Regions from separate parts of the Homo sapiens genome. Here region 2 is linked to region 1. The links are chromatin contacts, found by Hi-C or POLR2A ChIA-PET in ENCODE. All regions are on one chromosome and are shown on one strand. Each heading gives the region's core, a stretch centred on a gene start or an enhancer-like site at or near the end of the contact. The rest is flanking DNA. Distances are from core to core; before and after follow the strand shown.

Region 1 (5,568 bases), core at 2,597-5,096:
ACATTTAAAAATTAGCCGGGCGTGGTGGCACACTCCTGCAGTCCTACCTACTCAGGAGGGTGAGGCAGGAGGATCACTTAAGCCCAGGAGTTCGAGGTTGCAGTGAGCTATGATCGCACCACTGCACTCCAACTTGGGCAAGAGTGGGACCCTGTTTCCAAAAAAACAAAAACTGGAAATGCAAGCTCTGTCCAGCTGTGACAATCAACTCTTGGACCAACTCTCTGGCCCCTTGTAAGCCCTGAGTTTGGAGTTGAGATGATTTATACCCAAGACATGCCTTCAAAGGGCTTCTGATCCTGGATTCAGAGAGGGTGGAAGAACAGACACAGGCTGTCACAGTCCCCAGGGGTTCCACCTGTGGTAGTCAGGGAGGGCTTCACAGAGGTGGTGATCTGAGCTTGACACTACAGGATGAACAAAAGTCTGCTAGGAAGAAAAAACATGCCAGGTTGTGAGAGCCAGCTGGCAGTGATCAAAGCTGCCACCTGGCTAGAAAAAGCTTCCACCTGACCAGAAGGTCAGGTGCAAAGTGGGGAGGGGCGTGAGGGGCCTGGAGTGGTCAGCAGGAGCAGGGCCTGAAGAGCCTGGAGTACGATTTGGACTAAACTGGAGGGCAGTGGGGAGCCACAGGAGCACTTTGAGCAGGAAAGGGCCAGGGTCAGCTCAGGGCACTGAAAGATCCTGCTGGGACACTGGGGGATGGACAGAAAAGGGCAAAACTGGAGTCCTACAGGCCAAGGAGGATGCCTGAGCTGGGGCAGGAGCCGTAAGGGTAGGGAGTGTAGGTGTAGCATCCCAGAGCCATAAAAGGTGGGAAGGACAGCACCTACTGATGAGGTTACAGGACAGCAAGGGGACAGAGATGACACCCAGGTCTGGCCATGGAAGCAGGTGGACAGTGAAGCTGTCTCTTCAATGGGAGGAGGCTCAGGTGTGTGTGTGACAGGTGGGACCTGTGGAGGGCCATTCTGGACATGGTGAGCTGGAAGGTCTCAGGAAGACAATCCAGGAGACAACAAGGGTCAGAAGTGCAGTCTGGGGCTGGGTGTGGTGGCTCACACCTGTAATCCCAGCACTTTGGGAGGCTGAGGCGGGTGGATCACCTGAGGTCAGGAGTTCAAGACTAGCCCAGCCAACATGGTGAAACACTGTCTCTACTAAAAATACAAAAATTAGCCAGGTGTGGTGGTGCACGCCTGTAATCCCAACTAACTGAGAGGCTGAGGCAAGAGAATCGCTTGAACCTGGAAGGCAGAAGTTGCAGTCGGCCGAGACTGCACCACTGCACTCCAGTCTGGGCAATAGAATGAGACTCTGCCTCAAAAAAAAAAAAAAATGCAGTCTAGGTGGAACCAAGGGACTAGAACCTTTCCAGGAAGCCTGGGCAGGTGGGACAAGCAACAAGAGGGCCAGGACAGAGACAGCCCTGAGGATCACACCCCTAGTAAAGGGGTGGGCGGGGGTGGGCAGTGGAAGGCAAGGCTGGCGGGTTCTAAGGAGCAGCCAGAGAGGGAGGAAGCTGCCCAGGAAGGAGGATGTAGGGTGAAGGGAGTTTCAGGGAGTGGACCAGGTCAGATGAGGATTGAAATGTTACCCTCAGGTGTCAGCAATGAGCAGGTGACCTCAGTGACCTTGTCCAGAGCCACTGCAGGGTCATGGCCGTTAGGCAGCCAGACATAGTGGGTTGAAGAGGGAGTGGAAGGTAAGGGATTGAGCCAGTGGGCGCCACAAGAGAGCCTGATACAGGGCACATGTGTTTAGAGATGATGGACATGTTTGAATGCTGGAGGAGTGGGAGAGACTGAAGATGCAGAAACAAGAAAGCCGTTTCCTCACGGGGTGCGAAGCAAGGGATCCTCAGCTCAGAGGTCCTCGTTCACCCAGCAAGTGACTTCTGAGTCAGGGCCTGTGCTGGGGCAGGGAGCTGTAGCCCAGAACTCTTCCTGAAGGTCCAGATCCACTGGCCTGAGTCACCACTCTCCTTGTCCAACTCATAGAACCCCTTGGTCACCTCTGTCAAAACAGTCACTACCCATCAACCTGCTCCTCTTTTCCTGTCCCCACCTCAGAGATGGCTCCACTGTCCTCCAGACTAGAGCTCTGGGTCTCATGCTGGACAACCCCTTGTCCCATAGCCCATCAATCCCCACTTTCTGTTCTCTCTGCCTCCTGAATCTCCTTATTTATTTTTCTTTCTTTCTTTTTTTTTTTTTTTTTTTTTGAGATAAGGTCTCACTCTTGTGCAGGTTGGAGTGCAGTGGCACCATCTTGGCTCACTGCAGCCTCGACTTCCCGGGCTCAAGTGATCCTCCTGCTTCAGCCTCCTCAGTAGCTTGGACCATAGGCATGCACCACCACACCTGGCTAATTTTTCTTTTTTTTTTTTTTATTTTGAGTCTCACTCTGTGGCCCAGGCTGGGGTGCAGTGGCGCGATCTCAGCTCACTGCAACCTCCCCGTCCTGGGTTCAAGCAATTTTCTGCCTTAGCCTCCCGAGTAGCTGGGATTACAGGTGCCCACCACCAAGCCTGTCTAATTTTTTGCATTTTTAGTAAAGACAGGGTTTCACCATCTTGGCCAGGCTGGTCTTGAACTCCTGACCTCGTGATCCACCCGCCTCGGCCTCCCAAAGTGCTGGGACTACAGGAGTGAGTCACCGCGCCTGGCCACACCTGGCTAATTTTTTGTAGAGATGAGGCTGTCACTATGTTGCCCAGGCTGGTCTTGAACTCCTTGGCTCAAGTGATCTTCCCGCCTCAACTTTCCAAAGTGCTGGGATTACAGACACGAGCCACAGCACCAAGCCTTGCCTCCTGAATCTCTATCTTATCCCCTCGGCCTCTTCCCTGATCCAGGCTCCACTCTCTCCTACCTGAATCCCTGCCAGAGCCACCTCCTGGGCTACTGGCTTCCAGTCTCATTCCTCCAGTTCTGGACCAACTATGACCTTGTCCTCCACTACTCTCAACCCTTCCATGGCTCTCCACTACCCCCTCACCCTCAGGACAAAGTCCAAGCTCCTCAGCCTGGCCTCTGCTCATCTCTTCGGCCTCCTCCAGCCTTACAGTTCCCCTGCTGGCCATACAGACTTGACTGGCCTTCCGCTTAGGCACCTGCACGCAGTACTGCTCCTGCATGCCTCCCTGTCTTTGGTCACGCTGAAACACCCTCCCCACACCCATTTTGCCTGGCATCTCCACTTTGCCTGGCACCTTCTGCTCCTCCAAGATCCAGCTCCAATGGCCCCTCCCCTGGAAACCCTTTCCCGACCACGCCAAACTCAAAAAAGTCTCTCCTGGGCTCCCACCGTCTCCGCACACCCATGCCCATCAACGTCCATCCTCCCATCTGACCCGGGCTCCTTGAGGGCACGGCCCAGGCCTGACTCATCTTGGTCACCAGCATCGCCCAGCACGAGGCTTGGCACACCAGAAGCCTCAGGAAATGTTTGTCTAACTAATAGGTGGGAGAGTGTGTGAGTGAGTGGCTAGACGAGGGAATCCGTGAGTGAGAGAATTGAGGGCAGGAAGGGCAGAACGGATGAAGGAACAGGAAGGCAGGAGCAGACGAGAATCAGGCTTAGGGTGGGAGGAACGGATGGATGAATAACAGATCCAGTATCCCGGTCTCAGTTTCTCCAAGAAAGCAAGATGGGTTCGCCGGGACTGAGCTCCTCCCCCCTCCGCCTCAAGCCTCACTAAGCCTCACGGTTTTCCACCCGAGCTATGTGCAGAATCCTAATACTAGGCGTGCTGGAAAGGGCTTACCCGGCCAGACTCGGAGAACCCGTTCCCTCGCGAGCCCGCTCGGGCCTCTGCGGAGTGGACCAGGATTCCGATCCCTCAGGTTCCGGGTCTATTGGCCGACTGACTGGGCCTGGCAGAGACTGGCGTCTCCGAAAGCCTATCGCTGCCCGAGTTGGGCTGTGGGCCCCGCCTACCAGGCAAAGGGTCCTGAGTGGCCCAGGGAGGTAGAAGGCCGAGTGTCCATTGGCTGGAAGATAGTGACTGACGTCATGGATAGCTTTCGCCGCCAGACTCCAAAGAAGCGCCTCGCGTGTCGGACCCGCCTCCGGAGGGACTGAGTCGGGGTGGGAGCCCTGGGCGTAGACGGTCGCAGAATGGTCGTGAATGGAGTTTCTGGCCCCACATACCTAGGCTGTTTGCTGACCCGATCCTTGGGTCTTGAGGAAGGTTGGGGATTTGAGAGTTCAGACTCCTTGGTTCTGAAGGAGGAGAAGTCTGGGACCCGAGGAAGGAGGGACTAGGGGCCCGGACTCCTGGGTCAGAGGGAGGAGGGGGCTGGAAACCTGAAGGTTTGGTGTCTAGGAGCGGGAACTCCGGGATCTTGAGTCACTCGCCCGCCCAGGGATGACAGGTTTGGGGTTCAGGATTTTATGAGGCTATTTATGGGAAGGGAGCCAGGCCTTACCCCCAGGCAAGTGTTCTGGGTAATGAGGCGGAGCTTGTAATGGAGAGGGAGAAGGAAGAGGCTCAGGGGAAGCTCTGGCCTGGATATGCCCTTTCCTCATCCCGAAAAGGGAAGTCAGAGGCAGGTGCTGTCTGCAAAAGGAACCCAGAGCTAGAGGAGACTGGAGACTCACGTGAGACTAAGAGAAAAATAGAGATACCAAAGGGGAGATGGCAAAAATAAAACAGTAATAATAACAGAGCTCTCTTGTACTGAGTTTACTGTGGCCTGGTTCTGTGCTGAGCATTTTACATAATTATCTCATGTCTTCCTCGCCACAGCTCTGAGAGATTGGATTATTATTAGTAGTATTATCCCCAGTTTACAAGTGAGAAAATTGAGGCCTAGTGAGGGAGAATCCAGATACAGATGTAAAGATACAAGAGAGACACAAAACATAGATGGAGATAAACAAAGAGTTACAGGCCCAGAGAGAAAAAAGAAAACGCAGGCAACAAACAAAAGGAGAGGGGCTGAGAGCTGGGACTCCTGGGGCTGGGGAACTGGAGAGCTGGGGACCCGGACTCCTGGGTCCTGGGGAAAGCAGGTCCAAGGATGGGGTCTCCCAGATATTTTCTCCCGTGAATCCACGATACTAAGCTTGTCCAACCCTTCTGACTGTGGGCGTGAGCCTGGTTGGGGTCGAAAATAGTGATTAGGAGGTGCACTTGCATCATGAGCCTATTAGGAGGTGATAAGAACATGATTCATGGCGGTCTCCTTCGCCTGGAAGGGACCTTTCCCCCATGGCCTCTGTTCTTTGATCTGGACAGATCTGGCCTTCTCTGTCCCTCCCCATCACTGCATCTCGGTCACTCAGAACTGTCACTGAGGCCCATTGTGGAGGCAGTGGGCCACCTTGGGGCAGCAACAGCTTTCCTGGTGGGGGTCATCTCTCTGGGTCTCTCTGCTTTCCCCCAGACCCTGAACCGACCAGAGGTCCTGGCACATTGCAGGGGCTCAGGAAATGCTCATGGAATGAATGGACAGAGATCCCCGTCTCTGGGCAGCTCTTCCTCTGTCCCAATCCAGCCATCGTTTTTCTGTGTCACCATCACGTCTCTTACCCTCTCCCTGGCCTCACTGGTCCCCTCCC
Region 2 (5,568 bases), core at 1,843-4,342, 100 kb before region 1:
TCATAGTTTTGGAGGTGCCTTCTTGCTGTCTCCTCACATGGTCTCTTCTCTGTACCTACACATCTGTGGTGTCTCTCATTGTGTCCCAATTTCCTCTTCAAGGACAGCAGTCAGAATCAATTAGGGCCCACCCTACAGGCATTATCTTAATCACCTTTAAAGCCCCTATTTCCAAATAAAGTCACATTCTGAGACACCAGGGGTTAGGGTTTCAACAGAAGAATTTTAAGGGAACACAATTCAGCCCATGACAGAGACCAAGGACAAAAAACAGAAACAAGAAAGCAAGGACCAGGCCAGGCGCAGTGGCTCACACCTGTAATCCCAACACTTTGGGAGGCCGAGGCAGGCGGATCACCTGAGGCCAGGAGTTCAAGACCAGCCTTGGCAACATGGTGAAACCCCGTCTCTACTAAAAATACAAAAAATTAGCTGGGTATGGTGGTGCGTGCCTGTAATCCCAGCTACTTGGGAGGCTGGGGCGCAAGAATCACTTGAACTTGGAAGGTAGAGGTTGCAGTGAGCCAAGGTCATGCCACTGCACTGCAACCTGGGTGACAGCATGAGACTCTGTCTCAAAGCAAAAAAAAAAAAAAAAAAAAAAAAGGACCCCCATTTCCTCCTAGCCTAGAAATGTCTGAGTCAAGGATATACCCATTGCCCTCAAACCTCTGGCAATGTTCATACACTGACAATAGCTAGCACCAAAGTTAACCCCTGAAAAACTAAGGTTATCAGAAATTGAAAGGCATTCCAAGAAACCAACCAAATATCAAACAGGACCTTTTCTAGGTTTCTGATTATTTGTTTAACAAACATTTATTGAGGACTTACTATATGTCAAATACTAAGCTAGGTATTAAAGAGAATATGAACATTAAAAAATAAAGTCCTTCTGATTTGGATTCTGGTTCAAACAATCTTACTATTTAAAAAAGAAGAGGAGGGAGGGAAAGAACAAAGGAAGGAATCAAAGAACAAATAAATGAAAAACGGAAAGGAAGAACAATTATAAGGTAATTGCAGAAATTTGATCATTGGCTGGATATTTTATGATATTAAGGAGGAAATAATCTTTTTTTTTTTTTTTTTTTTTTTTTGAGATGGAGTCTCGCTCTGTCACCCAGGCTGGAGTGCAGTGGCGTGATCTCCGCTCACTGCAAGCTCCACCTCCCAGGTTCACACCATTCTCCTGCCTCAGCCTCCCACCACCACACCCGGCTAATTTTTTTGTATTTTTAGTAGAGACGGGGTTTCACTGTGCTAGCCAGGATGGTCTCGATCTCCTGACCTTGTGATTCACCTGCCTTGGCCTCCCAAAGTGCTGGGATTACAGGTGTGAGCCACCGCGCCCAGCCAAGGAGGAAATAATCTTTTACTGTGATAATGTTTTCTGATATGCTTGTGATACTGTTTCTTAAAATGCCCTTGTATTTTAGGAGTAAGTTGAAATATCTACAGATGAAATGATTTGATGTCTATGATTTTCTACAAAATAATTCATGGTTGGAAGGGGGAATATAGATGAGCTAAGATTGAACTGAAATGTTCATCACTGAAGCTGGATGATAAGTACATGTAAACTCATTATATTATTGGCTCTACTTTTATAACTGTTTTCCGAGAATAAAAATTCCTTGCTCTCCAGAAGCTTATAATAAAAGGAGTCAGACATTCCAACAAATAGAATACAATGACAAAGTGTTGGGTAAGCTCCAAGGGCAGCAATGGCTCTGGGATAGGCAGAAGGAGTCAGAGAAGATATCAAAGAAGAGTCCCTCGTTGACCAGAGGCTTTAAGGAAGAGTATCTCAGGCCAAGGAAAGACAAGCGGGTACAAAGGCATGTAGACATGAAGTGGCAGAGCTTCCCCACATGACTTATTAGCAGCTATGTTAGTGTGAGCGTAGGTTCTAGAACCAGACTACCTGTGCTGGAGTTCTGCTTCTGAGTGCCTGCTGTGAGACCTCAGGCAGGCTATGTGTAATGCCTCTGTGCCTCAGATTCTTTACCTATAAAACAAGGATTATAGCAATAGTAATATATACTTCAAGGGGCCGATGTCAGGAGTTGATGAGTTATTTAATGCATAAAATGCTTAGAAGACGGTGGGTAAAAAATAAATGCCAGCTATTAGCAATGGTAGCAGACTCCTAGCCCACAATACCACACATTCTGAAAAATCTCCTCCAATTTGTTAATTTATCTCCTTTTTGTTAGACTGTAAACTTGTAAAATAAGGACTGTGTCTTATTTATCTCTTTATCCCTAAAACCTAGCCTAAGACTATGCCCATAGTAGGCCTTGATCAGGAGTTCTTTCAGGTGTCAGGGTAGGGACCACCAACAGCCTCTGTCTAACTCGCTCTTTATTTCTCCATGTGATACCCTCAATTCCTGAAATTCTCTGGCTTCCTTTAGCTTCCTTCCTGTGTCTAACTCATCCCCTATTCTGCTCCAGGGTTGTTCATTTATAATTATGCCCTCTGGTCCCTCCCCTGGCAAGTGTTCCAGTGCTTCCTCTCCCTCTCCCCACAGATAAGATACTCTCTGAACAGCCTCTGCATTGCTTATTCTGCAATTAGTGAAGGGTGAGGGAGGCTGAACTCCTAGATCATACCTATTTGTGAAAAGTAGAATACTCTGGAAAAGAGAAAAGCAGGTCAGATGGCCAAAGTATAAAGCCTTCTAATGTAGCCCCAGCTTGAGGAAATCCTGTAGACATGTTTGTACCATCAGCTAAAATCTCACTGTAATGTTCTGAGGGTTTAGAAACTGCTAGGGAGGAAGGAGGCATGATGAGCAGGGAGCCCAGCTTTCTATCAATTTTTGCAAACTTCAGTATTTCTTTTTCCTCTGCTAGTAAACGTCCTCATTTTCCCTCAGAGCAGAGTCAGAGAGAAAGAAAATTGAAAGATCCATTTTCATATCCGGAGCCTGAAAACTGAGAACATGCAAGACTACAGATGGCTACTGACTCTACAGATGAAGTAGGAAAGTCAGATGCAGCTCCCTCTGTGTACAAAGTGCCCTCTGCCCTAAGCTGTGATGTGCGGCTGGAACATGATCCCAGTCTCCCCAAGAGTGGGGACTGCTGGTAGATCATTAACTAACTACCCACGAGCAGAAGGAAAAAGAGACCTCTGAAGTACCTCGCTCTACCCATTCTCCCAGTTTCCTCTGAGAGGACAATTCAAGGCCATGTCCCCAGCCTCAGGTTTAAGGGTTCTTTAATACAAAAAGAGTGGGGGAGGGGATCACAAAGCAGAAACAGGACACTGGAGAAAACAGACTGACCATGCTTTGTTTAAAGGTCAAAGTCTTGTGAAGCATGCCAATCTTTCTTCATTGCTTAGGCTCTGTATGATGTGAGCCTTGTCCTGTACTTGGAGCACTATGTGAACCCAGAGCTTTCCTTGCTTGGGGCTAGAGAAATAAAAAGGGGTAACTATTTAAAAAAGGCCAATAAACATAAACAGACTAGCAAGTATCTGAAATCCTAAGTGTGATTATAAGGAAGTGAAACTGATTTTCTTGTAGGCCTCAGACTGGTTTTGAAAGTAACTCTACATGGCAAGTTGACCAAAATATTTTGAGTAATGATGACAGAATTTTTTGAATAGATGTGTATTTATTCCCAGGACAACTACTTTTAAGGTGCCCATATTTATCTGGATATGATATACTTGTTAACAGAATCCTATACCTATAACTCACATGAGTTTCATAACTTTTTTGTCTTAACTTACATAGGACTGAGGAACAGTTTAATACTAGCAGGAGTTTAAATGAGCCAATTTCCCCATTTGAAGCCTTCCTGGTTAATTCCATCAGCCAGCCCTGTTTCGTCCAGAGGAGAAGGAGCAGGAATGGAAATGGACAGAAACAGACATGACATTCTCCCACTTCCATTTAACTCAAGAAGGGCTTTATTATCTTTATTGGAGAATTAGGCTTTGCTTATTCACTGGCTACTTCACATCAGACAGAGAAACTTAATTAATATAAATTATTCAAAGAACCAGCTGTAAAATTTATCACTAAAGTAACAAAGTACAGGGCAAGAGTTATTAGTGCTTCATGCATGTTTCAGCTTATTCTCTAAAGCTCAGCAACTTCTCTCTTCTTAAGAATTGTAAACCCTCCATACTGTCAGAGGTGTTCGAACCAGAGCAACTCCATATTGAACTGGGGCTGGGTAAAATGAGGCTGAGATCTGCTGGGCTGCATTCCCAGGAGGTTAGGCATTCTTAGCTGCAGGATGAGCTAGAAGGTCAACACAAGATACAGGTCACAAATCCCCTGCTGATAAAACAGGATGCAGTAAAGAAGGTGGTCAAAACCCACCAAAACCAACATAGCGATGAAACTGACCTCTGGTTGCTCTCACTGCTCATTATACACTAATTATAATGTATTAGCATGCTAGAAGACACTCCCCCCAGCACCATGGCAGTTTGCAAATGCCATGGCAATGTCTGGAAGTTACCCTATATGGTCTAAAAAAAAAGAGGAGCCCTCAGTTCTGAGAAATCCCTGCCCCTTCCTTGGAAAACTCATGAATAATTCACCCTATATTTAGCACATGATCAAAAAATAACCATAAAAATAGCCAACTAGCAGCACTCAGGGCTGCTCTACCTATGGAGTAGCCATTCTTTTGTTTCTTTACTTCTCTAATAACCTTGCTTTCACTTTATGGACTTGCCCTGAATTCTTTCTTGTGCAAGATCCAAGAACCCTCTCTTGGGGTCTGGATTGGGGCCCATTTCCCATAACATCTTCCAGAGAACCATGAAGGGACAATACTGGAGAGACCCCCGACTCCAAAGGAAAATTATCCATGCAGCACCAATTGGCTGACTCTGGGTAAGTGCTGGGGTACATTTTATCCTGGGTAAAGGACAAAGTTGGGTTAGAGGCCCAACCTGAAAGGGTTAGAATACCTTCTAAGACATAGCGGGTTGTGCTCGCTTCAGCAACACATATACTAAAATTGGACTGATACACAGAAGATTAGCTAAAAATTTTTATATATTAAAAGAGAAAAGGAAGGAAGGAAGGGAGGGAGGGAGGAAGGAAGATGGGAGGGAGGGAGGGAGGGAGGGAGGAAGGAAGATGGAAAGGAAGGAGGGAAAGGGGGAGAGAGGGAGAGAGGGAGGGAGGGAGGGAGGAAGGAAGGAAGGAAGGAAGGAAGGCAGGCAGGCAGGCAGGCAGGCAGGCAGGCAGACAGGCAGGCATAAGGGGTTAAAAGGCCCATCACAGTAAAGGGCAAAGACGCTTGTCTGAACTTGGGTTAAAGGCTCAACTTAGGAAGGTCAGAGTCCCTCCTAAGACATAGGGAGTTAGAGGTCTCCCTTGGTAACACTGTTCTTGGTTAAAAATGGATTTGGTACTACGGGATGTTAACCACTATTCTCTTTGGATTAATCTGCCTTGCGCTCTTTGCTGAAGGCTATGAGTGATAGGATTAGGCATGTACAGGATCGTGGGACACAGGGAGCTTTTTTCTCCCTAAAGGGGGAAACTTGAGAGCCAATGAGACTACCAGAAAAGATCCCTTCAAGACT

What was found. A loop is a pair of places that touch in the nucleus more often than their neighbours do. ChIA-PET counts read pairs that join two places held with the same protein, here RNA polymerase II (POLR2A). Pooled maps may share reads with other maps.
Region 2: a loop to region 1 is called in a pooled map, with 4 times the contacts of the local background. The contact joins the enhancer-like site here to the promoter of LIPE-AS1 in region 1. A Hi-C loop is called at or near these places in 4 of 50 pooled maps. POLR2A ChIA-PET finds 5 or more read pairs at or near these places in 3 of 52 experiments (H1, Panc1 and WTC11).

The regions. Positions count from the first base shown.
Region 1 is chr19:42,395,426-42,400,993 of GRCh38, reverse strand. LIPE-AS1 (LIPE antisense RNA 1) reads right to left here and starts at 3,846. Exons shown (of 3, transcript NR_073180.1): 1 at 3,770-3,846. LOC101930071 (a long non-coding RNA gene) reads right to left here and starts at 3,866. Exons shown (of 2, transcript NR_126041.1): 1 at 3,770-3,866. RefSeq lists enhancers at 2,778-3,461, 3,462-4,145, 4,000-4,159, 4,180-4,319.
Region 2 is chr19:42,495,540-42,501,107 of GRCh38, reverse strand. The region is part of intron 2 of LIPE-AS1 (LIPE antisense RNA 1); the gene reads right to left. Among named protein-coding and RNA genes, the nearest start is that of CEACAM1, 30 kb to the left of the region's middle. Within about 2 kb of position 3,092, at least 7 of the 41 ENCODE cell types and tissues checked have a DNase peak (open chromatin) inside an H3K27ac peak, as active enhancers do.